Linked DNA regions of Homo sapiens: all the other regions are linked to region 1. A link is a contact called in ENCODE Hi-C data. All regions are on one chromosome and are shown on one strand. The core of a region is the stretch at or near the end of the contact, and the rest is flanking DNA. Distances in the headings are between cores, read along the strand shown. Region 1 holds the start of SPAG16 (sperm associated antigen 16). Region 2 overlaps PECR (peroxisomal trans-2-enoyl-CoA reductase). Region 3 overlaps LINC00607 (long intergenic non-protein coding RNA 607).

The links. A loop is a pair of places that touch in the nucleus more often than their neighbours do. Pooled maps may share reads with other maps.
Region 2: a loop to region 1 is called in a pooled map, with 6 times the contacts of the local background. The contact joins the enhancer-like site here to the promoter of SPAG16 in region 1. A Hi-C loop is called at or near these places in 4 of 50 pooled maps.
Region 3: a loop to region 1 is called in a pooled map, with 4 times the contacts of the local background. The contact joins the enhancer-like site here to the promoter of SPAG16 in region 1. A Hi-C loop is called at or near these places in 2 of 50 pooled maps.

The regions. Positions count from the first base shown.
Region 1 is chr2:213,281,954-213,286,247 of GRCh38, reverse strand. SPAG16 (sperm associated antigen 16) reads right to left here and starts at 1,784. Exons shown (of 16, transcript NM_024532.5): 1 at 1,629-1,784. The coding sequence starts at 1,764. It overlaps SPAG16-DT (SPAG16 divergent transcript), which reads left to right and starts at 2,039. Exons shown (of 3, transcript NR_161186.1): 1 at 2,039-2,215. RefSeq lists enhancers at 1,382-1,461, 1,532-1,581, 1,622-1,751.
Region 2 is chr2:216,055,835-216,060,128 of GRCh38, reverse strand. It overlaps PECR (peroxisomal trans-2-enoyl-CoA reductase), which reads left to right. Exons shown (of 8, transcript NM_018441.6): 4 at 1,153-1,234. Among named protein-coding and RNA genes, the nearest start is that of PECR, 24 kb to the left of the region's middle. RefSeq lists enhancers at 1,882-1,941, 2,002-2,181. Within about 2 kb of position 2,333, at least 9 of the 41 ENCODE cell types and tissues checked have a DNase peak (open chromatin) inside an H3K27ac peak, as active enhancers do.
Region 3 is chr2:215,809,346-215,813,639 of GRCh38, reverse strand. The region is part of intron 1 of LINC00607 (long intergenic non-protein coding RNA 607); the gene reads left to right. Among named protein-coding and RNA genes, the nearest start is that of LINC00607, 32 kb to the left of the region's middle. Within about 2 kb of position 1,864, at least 2 of the 41 ENCODE cell types and tissues checked have a DNase peak (open chromatin) inside an H3K27ac peak, as active enhancers do.

The DNA.
Region 1 (4,294 bases), core at 535-3,034:
GATAATTCACACAACGGTTAGTAAAATCCTAAAAAGTTACAGTTGCTTATATGTGTTAAAGTTCAAATAAGTGTGATTATTTGAAAAAGTCTTTGTAAGACAGGTTTGCAAACTGCTACATCTTGGCAGGTGTGACTCAGTGATCTCCCTGCACATTAAGTAAACCTGATTTTCATTGCTGAAAGTTGTGTTATGTTAGACTCCTACCATTTATTTCACAAAGATGTTTGCAAAAAGTTACCTCATTGTGTCAATCTCATGTTAACAATTAAACTATGTGTTCACGGAAATAATTTTAATGCAAACAAAATTACAAGATGCCTGGTTACCATTCAGTAGCAAGGGCACTGGATATAGATAAGCTTAGGAAGAATTATGAAAATCGTTGTTAAAGAGGAATATCACTGGAAAAGACTGCCTGTTACATCTACGAAAACAGTATAAAACCTCATTTATGACACTAAAGCACCCATATATTTCTTTCAAATTCATTTCAAGCGATTCAAATTTCTATTCCTGTAAAAGTCGTTTTTGCACCCAATAAAATACTACATATTTTCTTTAATCTTTCAGCTAAATTCTTCAAAGCTCTCTGTAGTGTGGATGTGTACTGAGCCTGAGTCAGGACAGGTTAATCGGCTTGTCAAAGCTCACGAAATGAATCATTGCTGGATTTCTGAAATCTTGAATTAAACCTGGAGAGGATTACAGTTGGACAAACAAATAAGATTTGGCAGATTTTGGAGTTTCCTTGGTATCTTTAAGAACTGAACAGATAATCATCTCTTTCTTACCTCCCTGAATAAAGGAGTTACATGTCTTTTTCTCATGAACCCTCCCCGTCTCCCTAGTAGGAATTAATCTATATAACTAGAGGAAAGAAGTTCTAAAGCCTTACACAAGAAATAGTGGACCTAATTATCCACACATTGTTATTCAATTTTTCTGGTACTTCCGATAAAAATCGCTAATCACCATCTGCTTTATTCCTAATATCTCTGAGCTGTGTAGCTCACCAGATCATTATTTATTTGCTCAAGAAAAAAAAGCAACTATACTATTAGTATTTATTATTAAGTAGTCAAACTTGGAACTACTCAGGAAGATAATGCTATCAAAACTAAGCATTTAAGCATTAACTGGACCATCGAACAGGATCGTGGGTTGGGTATTCTGAGCTTCAGCTCCTTAAAGTCCAATGGCAGAGGTCTTTCCCTAGTCTCCTAACGTTCCTCCGTTGAATTTATTGGGACGGCTTTCTGAAAGATTGAGGGCTTATTTAGGAAACCCATTATTTGAAAGGAGGGTTGAAGCAATTTGTTGTGCTGTCTTAACATAAAAAGCAACCCTCCATCCAAAATGTACTGAGTGGTTACTAAGTATGAGGCCTTGGAAGGTCTCCCAACTCTTCTAACAGGTACAGGACACCCTGGGCTACTAAGGGCGAGAAATTCAGTGAGTGGCTCTCAGGAAGACTGTGGTGGCAAAAACAGCACCTTGAAGTCCAACAGAGGCTCCTCCGGAGTGGCCCCAAGGCTCAAAAGGCGCCGCCAGTGGGAGGCCCTCGCCTTCGTCCCAACACCCATTACCCGCCAGCGCAGCGGGCCGCGCCTCCACGGGAAGGATACGTTCCAGGTAGTAGGCGCCCTCAGCCGCCACCGCGTCCGCCGTGTCCCTCGCGTCCCCGGCTGCCGTCAAACCCATGCCCAACGCCTCTTCCAGGACCCTCACGGCGGAGCTGGGCATCCCTCGCTGAGCAGCCATCTCTGGCGCTTCGGGCCCCCACCCCCAGCAGGCCCACAGCCGTCCCTAAGGGCAACAGCGAAGACGCTACCCAACGGCCCCCGGGAGCTCTCGCGAGATTCCGGCATCTCTCACCCCGCCCCACGGACCAGCCCCGGGCACGTAAGGGTTACCGGGAGTCCAGGGAGCTGTCGCCCTCCCGCGCCTCCCAGTTACCGTGGCAACGATGTTGCCTAGTTAACGCGAGAGCTCGGGCGCAGCTCTGGGAGCGGACAAGATACAGTAAACAATTGGCTTGCATTGCACCTTCCTACCCAAGCAGCTTGGTTTTCTTTCGCTTTGACCCTGTAATTTCTTTCCCACTTCGTTGTCGTCTCTGAATTACCTTTCTCTTGATTCTTGCCCATTAGCATCCTCCAATTTCAGATGTTTGTAGATCCCCAAGTGTTCCCAGGGAAAACTACTAGAAAAGGTGAGTTCTCAACACCTGGAATTTTTTAAAAAATGAAAAAATAAAGTTCTAGAAATCATAATAGAAAGACTGACCCAGGGGAGCTACCAGACGCTCCTCAGATGCTTAGCAATGAAGAACTATGGTGTTCAGCTTTGTCAATTCCTTTCTTGTGATCTTTAATGCATTTAGCTGGACATCTGTTTTGAGTTTGGTTCCATATACTAAGACTTGGAATAGTATTTGTAGCATTGATTCTCGCCAAGGTAAAAACAGTTGCATAAAAATTATGAGCTACAAATTTGGTCCTGACAAATGTATGCAGTTGACACTTGCCCCATCATGTATAGTCTTATTGCTGAGAGGATCTTCCTCAGGTTATATCGCGTATGTATCAGAAGCAAATTCAAGGCCCTTTTCTTTGCAAATATTTTTTTTTCCCTTAACTTTTATTTTAGGTTCAGGGGTACAAGTGCAGGTAAGCTCATGTCGCAGGGGTTTGGTATATAACTTATTTCGTCACCCAGGTACTAAGTGTAGTACCCAATAGTTATTTTTTCTGATCTTCTCCCTCCTCCCACTCTCCTCCTCAAGTAGGCCCCAGTGTCTGTTGTTCCTTCTTTGTGTCCATTTGTTCTCATTATTTAGCTCCCACTTACAACTAAGAACATGCAGTATTTGGTTTTCTGTTCCTGCATTAGTTTGCTAAGGATAATGGCCTCCAGCTGCATTCATGTCCCTGAGAGGACATGATCTCATTCTTCTGTGGCTGCATAGTATTCCATGGTATATGTGTACCACATTTTCTTTATCCAGTCCGTTGATGGGCATTTAGGTTGAATCCATGTCTTTATCATGAATATCAATGAACACGCATGTACATGTGTTTTTATGGTAGAACAATTTCTGTTTCTTTGGGTATATACCCAGTAATGGGATTGCTAGGGCAAATGGTATTATTTTTCATTCTACATTTCTTGGTGAAAACTGGAAGCCAGTGATCCTATAAAAGCTCCCATTTATTACCAAAAGGTAGCAGTAACTTCCTAAGGAGGTGTTTGAGAGTACGTGTGTCAGAGCCAGAGAGACAGCTTTCAGAGCCTGCTTCCATCACTTACTAGCTATGACACATTGGGCAAACTACTACTTAATGCCTCTAGGCCCCAGTTTCATCATTTGTAGAACAAAGACAACAATATTACCTACCTCAAAGTGCTGTTGCAAGGGGTAAAGCAACAAAAAGCATTAAGAACTTACTGGGAACATAGAAGACACTAAGAAATGTTAGCTGTTATTTCTATTAAATGTGTTTGATATTGTTTTATTTTTTAGAATAATCAAGGGTCACAGATATAATAGTCGGGTAATTCATTCCTGGTACCTATTCTTTTACTACCCTACTCTTTGTCCTTGACTTCTCACATCAGACATTTCCTGAGTACTCATTAAATGCAAGGAACAATTACAGGAGGCTGAAAATACAGAAGAATTCTGACATTGGAGAATCCACTGCTTTTACAGAAAGCTTTCTCTTTATTTCAGAAGAAGGCATTACCTTATCTCTCAAGGTTGTTTCCTATAAATCCAGCCTTAACAAATGACCTGGGTAAGGAGTGGTCAAGGCCTTACATTTTTGGCATATCCAGCAAGACATGTAGGAACACAAAAGACATGAAGGATGGTCTCTCAGAGCGATTACTGTTTACTTTTATTTGTTTTTGTTCGTTACAATGGCTCATCTATTTCTGACTTTTTAGATGTAGTGTGTGATCTTCTACAGATGTTTGTCTCCTGCCTCTTCTGTATGACCTTAATTAAGTTCTCTGAGCCTTAGTTTCCTGTTCTGTAAACCGGAGATTTTAGTACCTACCTTACTAAAGTATGAAGACTAAACGAAATATGTAGAAAGCACTTATAACCATGTCTGGTATATCAAATGTTTTCAGTAAATAATCGTTAATAAAATGTGCTTAAAATATTGAATGAATATGCAAGCTTAAATTAGATATTATATTTGGAAGAAACTTAAACATATAGAAACAACTTAAGATAAAAGTTAAATATTTTTAGAAATATGCAGCACTCAGCCAGGCACGGTGG
Region 2 (4,294 bases), core at 1,084-3,583, 2.8 Mb before region 1:
ATTTAACAATGAGGTTAACAAAAAAGTGTAAGACTTGTATGCCACAAACTGCCAGACATTGCTGAGAGAAATCAAAGAAGATTTAAATAATGTAAAAATATTCAGTGTTTATGGGTTAGAAGGTCCAATATTGTTAATGTGTTAGTTCTTCCCAAATTGATCTGTAGATTCAGAGCAATCCCTGTCAATTTTTGTAGAAATTAACAAACTGATCCTAAACTACATATGGAGATGCAGAGGGCCCAGAATAGCCAAAACAATTTTGCAAAAGAAGAAAGTTGGAGGACTTAATGCTTCTTGATTGCAAAGCTATTTCTTGATTTTAAGACAGTGTGGTACTGACATAGGCTAGATATATAGATCAACATGATTATAGTCATTAGGGAAATGCAAATAAAAACTCCAGTGTGATACCACTTCACACCCACTAGATGGCTATTATCAAAAAATCAGACAGCAGTGGCGTGTAGAAACTACATCCCCCATGCATTTCTGAGAACAATGTAAAATGGGGAGGGACACTTTGGAAAACCATTTGGCAGTTTCTTTAAAAGCTAAACAGAGTTAACATATGACCACACAAAGATTTGTATTCATAATTGCTCCAAAGTGGAACTATCCAAATGTTTATCAGCTGATAAGTGGATAAATAAAACATGGCATATCCACATAATGGAATACTACTCGGCAATCAAAAAGGAACTATTAACACATTACAACGTGGATGAACCTCACAAACATGATTCTAAGTGGAAGAAGTTAGACACAAAAGACCACGTATTGTGTGATTCACTTTACATTAGATTTTCGAAAAGGTAAAGGCAAATCTAGAGAAACAGAAAGATGAGTGTTTACCTGGGGATGGGTTAAGCTGCAGATGGGTGTGAAGGAACTTTTTGGGGTGATGGAAAGGTTCTCAAGCTGGATTGTGGTAATGGTTGCATAACTCCGTATATTTATTAAAAGTCATTACATTGCACACTTAAAGTAGATGAATTTTATGATGTATAAATTTTACCTCAGTCAGGCTTTTTATAAGGAAATGTAAATGGACGTGTAAAACATATCAAACAGGCAGTGTGCTGAAACAAGGTATCAGGAGGGCCAGGATACTTTAAAAATTTAATGATTGAGTTTGCCTCTATCCTGCAGTTTACAGCTCCTGGATGAAAGAGCATGGAGGATCTATCGTCAATATCATTGTCCCTACTAAAGCTGGATTTCCATTAGCTGTGTAAGCGTTTTTATATAGTTTTCTTTCTAAGTCTTTGAGTTTTGTCTTCTGATTGGGGGAAGCATGTTAGGGAACATTTCTTAAATCAAGATCATTAATACCTTTAATGAGCTGTGATTCTAACAGTTAACATTTTATTTTATTTGAACTTAAAATTCAAAGTACTTCTAAAACATTTTCATCCAGATGCGGACTGCCAGATTTACCAAGGAAAGGGAAAATAGTATTTGTTTTTTGTCTGATGTTCAGATTAAACTGGATGTCTTGTGTTTTCTTGGGCAACTCTAATCCCGATGTGACTAAACTGGCCATCACTGTCTAGGAATAGCTTATTTGTTAAAGTATAGAAATGAAACTAATCTGTGTTAATTTAGATTTGAATACCATTAATATAGCTACTTGATTTTACACAGGACTGCTAAGTTGTTCCTCCTAACAGATAATCCAGGATTTTTTCTCCAAAAGTTTCTAAGGTTTTGTGCCTCTGATTAGCCACTCTGTACACAGACAGCATGCCTCCTTTATGCAAATTTTAGTACCCTGCTCATTTCCTGGATTATGCAGAACTCCCAAACATGTATAGGATAAAAATAAAATTCAACTTGGCTTAAGTAAAAATCTAGGGCAGTGGTTCTCCAAAAGTGGCTTCCAGACCAGCCACATCCCCATCACTTGGGAGAAGTTGTTAGCACAGCAAATTATCCAGCCCCACACCAGATCTGCTGCAAGAGAAACTCTGGGGGCAGAGCGCAGCCGTCGTGCAAGCCCTGGAGGGGATCCTGGTACCTGCAGAGCCACTGCGGAAAGGGCATGTTAGGTTCAGCCACAATGTTAGCAGGAAGCTGCCTCTCCTTTTGGTTTTGCTTTCTTCATGTCTGCGTACATTCTCAGGCAGGCTGTCTCTAGGTGTGGCAAAAGGCGAGTACTAGCAAGAGTTACAGGTCAACACTCTAGCTGTTCTTAACTCTCCAGTGAGAGAGTGCCTCTCAAGTCATGCCAGCAAAAACAATATTAATGGTGCCAGCAGGTCCCAGAGAGGATACTCATTAACTGACCCTGCCTGGTTATGTGTTCAGTCATTAACCAAAAACTGTAGAAATGAGGTTGCTCTGCTATGCATGGTCAGCCTGAGGAATGAGGAACTGTGGTCATCATCGCTCAGACATGGACTGAGAACAGGCAAGAGGTACTTCCTCAAGTGGAAATCAATGTGATGTTACTAAAAACAGAGTAAAAAATGGTGTGCAGGCCATTGATACCACTCTACCTTCTTTTCCTGCTCATTATTCTTTACTAAATGTATTTACCTATTTTAGCATCTTGGAAGAAATAATTCAGATTGTAGGTTCTTTCTGGCATTTCCCATCCTCACAGGCAACTAGTGTTAATAGTTTTGGGGGCATATCTTTTTCCTACATTTTAACCACAAATTTAGGATGCTATAAACACTATTCTGTATCTTGATGTTCTCAAATGAAGCAAATATCCTGGAGATATTTTCTTAACAGAGTCTAAAGAGATTTCTTCTTATTTTTTTATGGCTAATATGCCACTTTTATAAACCATAAGTAAGGAATGATTTGTGTAACCATTTTCCAGTTGGTGAGCATTTGGGTTGTTTCCAACCTTTTGTTATTACCAAAACCAAACTAAACACCTGCAGTAAGTAACATTTTCTGTACATCAGATAGTGTGTAGCCTAAATTGCAAGAGGTATAATTGCTAAGTCCAAAGCCAAATGCCTTTGTAATTTTAAGAGATATTGCCAAACTGCCCTTTAGAAAAGTTGTAGTTCCTTTATGAGTGAAATGTGTCCTCTTTCATGCATATGTAAGAAGTAATGAGAGTTTCTTTTCTTAAAATACATTTTTGAAATGAAATCACTGGCTTTTCTGATATTCGGTTGGCTAGAAAAAAAACACAGCTTGTCTTTAACATGGAAAAGAAGTGTTTCAGATACTTCTTGCTTTTGTTCTCTTAAGAATCGTTTCCTTTTCCAGTGGCCTTCACACTTTGGACCATGACTCATAGTAAGAAATTTTACATCTTGACCTAGTAAACACATATGTGTATATGTGTCTATAGGCAAAACAAAATTCGTGAAGCAAACATTCTTACTATGTATTGTGCACTCTGATTTTTCTTTCTTTCCTTTTTTTTTTTTTTTTTTTCTGAGATGGAGTTTTGCTCCTGTTGCCCAGGCTGAAGTGCAATGGGGCGATCTTGGCTCACTGCAACCTCTGCCTCCTGGGTTCAAGTGATTCTTATGCCTCAGCCTCCTGAGTAGCTGGGGTTGTAGGCACCCACCACCACGTCCAGTAGTTTTTTGTATTTTTAGTAGAGACGGGGTTTCACCATGTTGGTCAGGCTGGTCTCGAACTCCTGACCTCAGGTGATCCACCTGCCTCAGCCTCCCAAAGTGCTGGGATTACAGGCATGAGCCACCACACCCGGCTGATATTTTCAATTTTATTGTGGTCTACTCTGTTGTATTTTCTTTTTTTACACTTGCTGCTTATTACTTGCTAATTTTATTTCACTATTAGCATTGTGTTGTAATTTACAATTTGAAAGACATGGCTTTAGGTATCCTCTACAATAGAAGAGGAGGATGAATGTCAGAGATTGAGCACTCCTTTTTTTTAAATTTTAGCTCTCTTAAGAGACAAATTGAAACTGTTGGCTGTCGCTTGTTTACTTGACCAGTACAGGTACATGTGCAAGATACATCTGGAAATACTAAAATGAATCAGATACCATCCACACTCTGAGGGAGTCTACAACTAGTAGGGGAGCAAAGCATGAAAATAATCAGCTAGAGAGAGAAGGTGTTGGATATTCCAGTAAAGGTATTTGCAAGTGTGCAAGATAAAAGGAGCACAGAGGAGGGCAGCATCCAGGCGACATGTCTCAAAGGTGAACTCGAGTTTGGTGACATATGAGGAGGAGAAAGGAAGGCAAGTCAATGAGACATTTACTGTGTAAAGACACAGAAATTTGAGACACTGTGGCACTTTTGGGAACTACAAATAATTCTTTGTGATGATGGGTGGTACGGCT
Region 3 (4,294 bases), core at 615-3,114, 2.5 Mb before region 1:
TTCCCCAAGCAACCATTTCATCAAGGCTCCAATGAGTTGAATCACGTCTATAGGTTAAAAATGACGACTGTAATTCAGCAGGAAGCATAGGTAAATTATTTGGCCCACACCACACCTCATCTTTGGGAGAGTATGTTCTCCTTTTCGTCTTCCAATTTTCCTGTTCAGCTTCTGGAGCTCTGTACTTAGCTCATTTTTTGTCAAATTCAGGTGCTTCTTTAAAAGTTAATATAGGTTACTTTTCTTGTTTAGATGCATTTAGTGCAGCTCTTTTTGCTGCCTTATCAGCTAGCTGATTTCCTTTGCTTTCTGGAGTATCTGATTTGGGGTGATCTGGGATTTTAATAATGGGCAGTGATCTTGGTATAATAATAAGCCTTCTAGCAATTGTGAAATAAGGTGTCCAATTTTTACAGACTGGTCAGAAGTGGTTAAAAACCTTCTTTGTTTCCATAGCATTCCAAAATCATGAGCAACTCCAAAAGCAGATCTGCTGCTTGCATGAATATTAGCAGTTATTCCTTTTGCCAGTTGACAGGCCCTGATTAATGCTACCAGTTCTGCTTGTTGAGTGAATGTGGCTCCTGGAAGGCAATCACTTTCTATTTCTCCCATTAAAGATACTATAGCATAACCTGCACAATAAGTCCCAGATTCATCCTTTAAGTTAGATCCATCTGTAAACCAAACAACATCAGTGCTAGGAAGGGGAGTCTCCTGGAGGTCTGTCTGGGAGAGAGAAGCGGTTGGTTAAGATTTTGCAATCTTGTGCCCTCTCATCTGAAGCCAGAGGTAGAAGAGTGACAGGGTTTAGATGATTGGACCTAGAGATTGTAATGTGAAGGACAGAATTAGGGGGATGCTGACCTTTAACAGTCATCTATATCCTTAATCCCCTAGAAGTTCGCCTGTTCAATACATCGGTTCTACTTGCTTCTGGAGTCTCAATTACCTGAGCTCACCACAGCCTAACATTTGTTGCATATTAAAGCAGTTGTCTTTAATTCAGAAGTGGTTTTGGAGAGCTTTATGTCTTCTTCCTATAGGGAAAGAACTTTGTCAGAGCCTCTCTTGAAAAGGTCTAAGTACCATTGGAAGTAACTCTCCCAATTATTGTTTAATTTTAGAGCTGTTTTTCTAGTTGTGTGTGTAAATAAACTAATTTAGGTATTTCAAAAGTATCTCATTTTGGCCATTGTAGTTTGGTGTCTTCACGGGTTAAGACTATTTCTCTAGATATTGACAGGAGGTGGCCCCATAAGTATTGCCTAGGAATCCAACTGGAGTTTCCATAGGTTGATCTCTCCTTTCAGAAGGAAGATGTGGTTTTACATAGATAACTGCCCATAAATTAAGTTCTTTTTAAGCTGAAAGTGAAAGATGTTTTGGATGTGGTGTGCTGCCCAATGAGGATTACTCCTCAAGGTGTCACCTACGAGTTGCTTCTCCCCTCTTACACATCTTGGCAAAACCCATGAGTCCTGGGTGCTTAAGGCACAGGGAGAGCAGCCTTTCATGGGGCCCCCTGGGTTAAGCAAGATTCCCCCTGTGTTCTTCTTTGAGGATTGCCTATGGGACCATTGCACATCACAAGCAATGAGCTCAAACACTCCCACAGGAACCTAGTTGCCTAAGGTACATTTTGTCCAGGAAGAATAGTGTCCCTTATCTTCAGGATTTATCTTCATTCTGATTAAAAGCTTTTCCCTGGCTTTGGCCACTCAGAAGGGACTTTAGATATGTCAAATGAACCCAGCTTCCAAGTTTAGCCAGTTTTTTTTTTTTTTAATTACAAACTTTGCTTAAACCACAAAAAAATTCACTTCCTCTTTTCAGAGAGAGAAATGGTTTCCTTTCCTGACCATAGTGCGAATGAGAGCAAAGGCTGCACAAACTCTAATGCATAGTTCAACAAACAACTGTTAACCTAAATCTATAGGACAGGCACAGTAGCTCATGCCTGTAATCCCAGCACTTTGAGAGGATCACTTGAGGCTAAGTATTGGAGATGAGCCTGGGCAACATAATGAGACCCTGTCTCTACAGAAAGTAAGTTAGCCAGGCATGGTGGCCCTGCACCTACAGTCCCAGCTTCTCCTGAGGATGAGGTGGGAGGATTCTTTGAGCCTAGGAGTTTGAGGCTGCGGTGAGCCATGAGTGCACCACTGCACTCCAGCCTGTGCAACAGAGCAAGACTCTGTCTATAAAAAAAAGCAAGACTCTGTCTATAAAAACAAAACAAAACACAAAATAAACAAAACAAAACCTGCAAAGAGCAGAATCTCTAGAGAACAAAACCCAAAACCTTACCTGAAAAGCAGAGCTTTAATTCCAGCTCTATTGAGCGTGGAATTAGGTGGCTTGAATAAGGTCTGAATATCAACAAAAATCAGGGAGATTTGAACTTGAAGAGGAACCTCACCAGAGACTCCTCCTGGCTCTAGTGAGGTCGAGTGAACAAAAGTCATTCATGCTAATACCAGTGCCCTGACTGTTGTTGGTGAAATGGTGGGGATCACTGGCGGCTTGCTTTGGGTCCCATCTGGGTCACCAAAATGTCATCCTAAAATAATCAAAAGGGTCAAAATCTAGTTTAAAGTGTTCAAATGCAAAGTCTGAAGATAGCCACCTAGGAAGCACAGATTTCAAAGAATGGAAGTGAGTGTTCTGAAGTGTCGAATTAGTTTATCTTTGGCCAGTGGCAACCTATTCAAGTTGTCTTTTGAATCTTTTGAGCAATCTCAGTAATCTCTGAGAGCCTCCTCGTTGTCTAGTATGACAAAATGTTCTAGGCTCATCCTCTACTTTTCCTTTCTCAGACTTGGAATCAGCCATTTTTTCTTTTTCTTTTTTTCTTTTCCTTTTTTTTTTTTTTTTTTTTTTGAGACAGAGTCTCGCTCTGTCACTCAGGTTGGAGTGCAGTGGCAAGATCTTGGCTCACTGCAACCTCCACCTCCCAGGTTCAAGAGATTCTCCTGCCTCAGCCTCCTGAGTAGCTGGGATTACAGGTGCGCACCACCACGCCCGCTAATTTTTGTATTTTTAGTAGAGATGGGGGTTTCACCATGTTGGTCAGGCTGGTCTTGAACTCCTGACCTCGAGGAGGGTGATCCACCCACCTCGGCCTCCTAAAGTGCTGGGATTACAGGTGCATGATTGCTTTGATTTGGAAATGATGACTAGAAACAGCAATATGAGAATTAAGACTCCTCATTGCTCTTAGGTTGATCTTTTCAGAGGATAGAGGTAGGAAATATATATATATTTTTAAATAAAATACATCATGAATTTATATATATTCAAATATAGAATAGGACTTTTAACTCAATCTTCTGCATCTTACGTTTGTATTTCCTTTCTCTCATGACAAAAATCCTGGTTTCTGATGGCACCAAGACAATTACTTATTTGCTTAATCTCACAATGCACACGACAGTCTCAGAATAACAATACCTACCACTAGCTGCAGTGATTTGATAATTTTAAGATTTATTTGCAGTTCTTTTTGTCCACAGAGTATATCTCAATAGAAATTTATAGTCAGTTTACAATGTTTCAAAGTCATTTGGAATAGTTCCTCTATGTGGTTTTGCCATCCATCTGATACACAGTTGTATTTACTTGACTAATTTTGCTCTCAATTGTTAAGTATCTGATTTTGTTATGTTTAATTTTGTTTTATAATTATGCAAAGTATTTACACTGTACCAAATTCAAATATACAAAACAAGGTATATTCATAGAAGTATTGCTTTGACCCTGTCCCTTCTTTTTTTTTTTTTTCCCTCACTCTGTCACCCAGGCTGGAGTACAGTGGCATGATCTCAGGTCACTGCAACCTCCTTCTCCTGGGTTCAAGCGATTCTTGTGCCCCAGCCTCCCGAGTAGCTGGGATTACAGGCATGCACCAGCACGCCCAGATGGGAAACTCCTTGTCTACTAAAAAAATACAAAAAAAGGGGTCTCCCCATGTTGGCCAGGCTGGTCTTGAACTCCTGACCTCACTTGTTTTACCCACTTCGGCCTCCCAAAGTGCTGGGATTATAGGCATGAGCCACTGTGCCTGGCCCTGCTCCTTCTATATAATTCCTTCTTTCATCATAGATAACCATTTAAAGAACTGTATATGTTAAGCCTTCCCTGCCTTTAAAAAATTTAAGGACTTGTCTGAAGATGACTCCATGGTAATATAGAGATAATTCTCATTTCTTTTTTGTAGCAGGCTTGTACTCCATTGTATGGCTGTATCCTGATTTATTCTTTATTGAATCCATTCTCCATTATGGATATTTGG